Linked DNA regions of Homo sapiens: region 1 is linked to region 2. A link is an interaction called in ENCODE POLR2A ChIA-PET data of the cell type or tissue named here. Cell type or tissue: OCI-LY7. All regions are shown on one strand.

The links. Peaks named below come from ENCODE experiments on the same cell type or tissue, not always from the same donor. Only the 100,000 strongest peaks of a DNase experiment are listed, where the experiment ranks them.
Region 1: POLR2A ChIA-PET joins it to region 2 with 8 read pairs; 1 of 35 experiments calls an interaction of 5 or more read pairs at or near these places.

The regions. Positions count from the first base shown.
Region 1 is chr2:60,347,556-60,350,055 of GRCh38, forward strand. No RefSeq gene overlaps it. Among named protein-coding and RNA genes, the nearest start is that of MIR4432, 39 kb to the right of the region's middle. In OCI-LY7, no CTCF peak of the experiment used is centred here; no DNase peak of the experiment used is centred here; H3K4me3 peaks cover 134 bases; H3K27ac peaks cover 1,465 bases.
Region 2 is chr2:61,774,703-61,777,202 of GRCh38, forward strand. No RefSeq gene overlaps it. Among named protein-coding and RNA genes, the nearest start is that of FAM161A, 78 kb to the right of the region's middle. In OCI-LY7, no CTCF peak of the experiment used is centred here; a DNase peak (open chromatin) is centred at 1,459; H3K4me3 peaks cover 848 bases; H3K27ac peaks cover 1,384 bases.

The sequences.
Region 1 (2,500 bases), 1.4 Mb before region 2:
GACTCTAAAGGGATATAAAAGAAATTTCTGGGATATTCTATAACTTTTTTGATCACATGGGCATATACAATCATCAAAATTTATTGAACTAAACACTAAAGATCTGTGCATTGTATTGAATATAAGTTATACTCAATTAAAAACTGGAAAGAGCTGTTTTTTTTCTAAGCTGTGTAACTCATTGGTGCTCCAGCAGCCCTGCTGTGGGACCCCCTTTAACAAATACCTCTAACAAAGATTACTAAGGCCTCCCTGTCCATCCCTCCCTCTGCTTTTCCACAGACCACCAGCCTCCGGTACAGCAGTACATGCGAGCACATGGACATGGGGCAGGGCACCAGGGAGAATGGCAAGACACACGATGAATAGACAGAGCCCAGCAGCAGGTCCAAGTTTGTTTACATGTGATGCTACTCTGTGCATTCCAGAAGTACTAGTAAACATTGCAGTGGGGCTGAGGTCATGAATTCTGCAGGTAGGAGTAACAAGCCAGTGAAATGTGTGACTTCATTCATACCCTTACACCGGTGGGTCAGGTTATATGAGAAACCTGAAAAGGTTTAGAAACTCACTCCAATGAGATGACCCCTTACTGTATGTACTTCGTAAGCAACCATCCTCCCCACCTTACCTACTACCTCCTCTACCCAACTGAAAGTTCTAAAACTCATTTCCATCATGTCTTGCATGAATTCACAACATTATTTTCCAAAAGTATATATTCCATAACATTTATAGATACTGATTATTAAAATACAAGTTCACCTAAATGCATTACTGAGTTCATTATATATTTACTCACATAGTAAATGTTTTAAAAGTAGAACTTCTATTGGAGATGTCACAATTTCTTTTTTAATTTTTTTTTTTTTTTTTTTTTTTTTTTTGTGATGGAGTCTCCCTCTGTGGCCCAGGCTGGAATGCAGTGGCATGATCTCAGCTCACTGTAGCCTCTCCCTCCCAGGTTCAAGCAATTCTCCTGCCTCAGCCTCACAAGTATCTGGGACTACACACCACCACACCTGGCTAATTTTTGTATTTTTAGTAGAGCTGTGGTTTCATCATGTTGGCCAGGCTGGTCTCGAACTCCTGGCCTCAAGTGATCCACTTGCTTTGGCCTCCCAAAGTTCTGGAATTACAGTCGTGAGCCACCACACTCGGCTGGAGATGTCAGAGTTATTTTTAATAAGTAATTTTCAGGGGGTTCCTTATACTTGGACAGATACATGGTGTCTGATAGACCTGGATTCAAATTCTGACTCTGCAACTTCCTAGTTACATGACCTTGGGAAAATTACTCAATTTCTTTGACCTTCAGCTTGTCATCTGAAGAAATAGAGATAATGATAGTCCCTACCTATAGCAACTTAAGAGGATTAAATGAAATTAATGAAGGCTTTAACACAGTGTATGACACATAGTATGTGGTCAGTAAATACTAGCATTATTCAATAAAAACTGCAAGGTATACTTAAAAAAAAAGTCCAAGACCTAAGGACTAAATTCTGCTCCTGTGTCCCCACTTCTCCCCACATGATTTGAACATGTTCTTTAACTCTCCGGACCTCCATTTTCTCATATGCAAGATGAGAAGGTTGAGGCCAGCTGTATCAGTGGCTTCAACACCGTTGAGTACCTTTCCTCTGGCATGGAACAAGATGCCCAAGGATGGAAATGTTTATCCTACCATCAACACAATCTAAACTGCAGCAAAATGCCAAAAAACACCAGGGCCAGGGTGACCACAGCTGCCACCCCCTGCCAGTGGCACAGGAAATAAAGAAATGACCCAGGAAAATATCTAGTAAACAGAGATCTTGGACTGTTGAGCTAAGGATAGTCTCTTCCCTTGAGACTGGCAAGTGAGTCAGAAGTTTGTTGGTTGTTTTGTCTTGTTTTGTTTTGTTCTAATCCAAGCAAAGAGGACCTCAGGGATAGGAGAGGAATGAGTCTTTCCAGTGTGCCTTTCCACTCCCATTACTACCTCCTAAGTCAGGCTTTCAGAATCTCTTCTTAGGACAATTGTGAGGGACTCCTAACTTGTCATGCTGCTTCAAGCAACCCTTCCTCCAGCCTATCCTAGATAGCACAGCCAGAGCTGTCTACCCAACGCACAGCATGGATATGCTCTCTCATGCTCAAAATCCTTTCCCAGTGCGCATTAACACTAGACTCGTTCTTCCCTCCACCCAGAGTACCTTCGACATTCTGATCCTTGAAGCCCCAGATCAATTCCTACTGCTTCCAAGAAGCTCATCCTCATGAGTTCTTGGATGAAATAGGGAGTTCCCACTCACTGGAGAATTTCAAGAAGAATGACTCAAGCACATGCTCAGGAATCTTTATTGGTTCTCCATGTTCTATTGAATTAAAAAAAAAAAAAAAAGCTCAAACTGACAGTCAATACAATCTACAACATATACTCACCCAGATTCCCACCCTACTATTCCACCCTACCTGGCCTAGTCCCCTGCTAATCCTGAGAACATGCCTCTATCTC
Region 2 (2,500 bases):
TACTTTATTTAAAAAAATTTTTTTTAGACAGGGTTTCAGTCTGTCACCCTGGCTGGAGTGCAGTGGCACCATCATGGCTCACTGCAGCCTCGACCTCCCAGGCTCAAGTGATCCTCCTGCCTCAGTCTCCTAAGTAGCTGGGACTACAAGTGCACACCACCATGCCCAGTTAATTTTCTTTTTTTTTTGTAGAGACAGGGTTTCACCATGTTATCCAGCTGGTCTCGAACTCCCGAGCTCAAGCAATCTGCCTGCCTCAGCCTCCCAAAGGGATAGGATTACAGACATGAGCTACTGCACCTAGCCTCACCATGTACTGTTTGCTGTTGTTGTTGTTGTTTGAGACAGAGTTTCACTCTTATCACCCAGGCTGGAGTGCAATGGTGTGATCTTGGCTCACTGCAACCTCTGCCTCCCAAGTTCAAGCAATTCTCCAGCCTCAGCCTCCCGGGTAGTTGGAATTACAGGCGTGTGCCACCATGCCCGGCTAATTTTGTATTTTTAGTAGAGACAGGGTTTCTCCATGTTGGTCAGGCTGGTCTCGAACTCCCAACCTCAGGTGATCCGCCCGCCTTGGCCTCCCAAATTGCTGGGATTACAGGCGTGAGCCACCACACCCGGCCCTCACAATGTGCTTTCTTATAAGTCAAACTCTACCAGGTAACTTATAAATCGTAAATGAATCCCACTCCAAATTTCTGAATTATTCCAGTTTTTATGTGACATTTTTGATGGGATAAATGAGCATTAGTAGTAAATGTGCTATATTGAAAGAGAAACACAAAAAATGGGAGAATGAACATGAATGTATTATTTTTCTAATATATTGAGTGTGGGAGTCTTAAACCTTCCAATTATTAAAAGGGTCAATGATGGATCCAGTAGTTTAAATTATAATGTTAATATTTGGGCCTGGAAATATATTTTTAAATTATTTATATTCAATCAGCTTTAAAATATTGTAAAACTAGAAAACTGTAATTCAAATTATCTTCTTGTAACATCACTGCTTTAGGAAGTTTCTAGTTCCAAGTAAGATGGAGTGAGCAAATCCCAACCTATCTCTCCTACTGAATGTAGCTATTAACCTGGAAAGAATGCATGGCTCCCAAACTTGAGGACTGAAAAGTAAATCGAAACAGAAAGGTTGGAGAAGAAGGCATGAATATGAAGTACCACTGAACATGCAGAGAGCTTACCATTTTTTCCCCTCTGATATCCCTAGTCTGGACTTGTGCAGCCCAAAAGCCTGAAGTCCAAATCAGTGTGGACAGAAAGAGCTCCAGGAGAAGGCTTCTAGATCTGGCTTGAGGGGTGGAAAAAGAGTTTCCTAATATACAGACAAAGTGGGGGAAATCTCATGTGCTTTGTTTTTTGTTTTGTTTTGTTTTTCTTTTCTCCATTCTCTAGCACCCAAACCTCAAGTAATCCTATAAAAGCAGAAGTGAAAATGACATTAATGGTAAGAGGAGCAGGCAGGTGCCTAAAACTTTGAGAAAAGAGAACTTTCCTCTCTGATCAGAGGTGCTGTGTTCCCAAAAATCAGAGTAGGGTAAATGGCAAACCCCCACTGCTTTCTTTTTTCATCTCTGTCCTCCCACTGCCTCGCTCCAGACATAAGCGTAGTTACGGAAAGTGAACAGAAAAGTAGCGTATGTACTTGGCTGGGCACAGCAGCTCATTCCTATAATCCCAGCACTTTGGGAGGCCGAGGTGGGAGGATCACTTGAGCCCATGAGTTCGAGACCAGCCTGGGCAACACAGTGAGACACTGTCTCTACAAAAAATACAAAAATCCGTTGGGTGTGGTGGTGCGTGCCTGTAGTCCCAGCTACTCAGGAGGCTGAGGTGAGAGGATCTCTGGAGCCCGGAGGTCAAGGCTGCAGTGAGCTGAGATTGCACACCTCAGCCTGGGCAACAGAGAGAGACTCTGTCTCAAAAATAAAATGAAAAACAAAACCCAAGTTTTCTGATCAGAGAACTATAAAAGGGAGCCCCAAGGAATTGGGATAAAACTAGGAAATTGAGTAGAGGAAGGAGCAAAAGTTTATGATTTCTGAGGTAACTCCCAAGCTGTACATGTGTGGATCTGATCCTCAACACTGTACCACAGGCTGTGAGAACTGAACTACACAGTTCCTGCCTCAGACCTTGACTGACCACTGGGTCAAGAACATTCAGGACTGATCCAAATAACACTGCAAAGCCTTTAAAAACAGAACTGATATTAAAATTACAACCTAGAGAAGTCTAATTGGAGTTTACAGTCTAATCCCAACCTGACTGATTATGGCTAACACAAAAATGTCAACATTCACTCCAGGATTTAAACAAAACCTCTAGTCTCGTAGCATAATATTCAAAATATCCAGGATACAATCTAAAATTACTCAGCATTTGAGAAACCAGAAAAATCTAAACTGGGAAAAGATAATTGATAGACACTAACACTAAGATGACACAGATGTTGGCATTATCTGACAAAGACATTAAAGTAGGT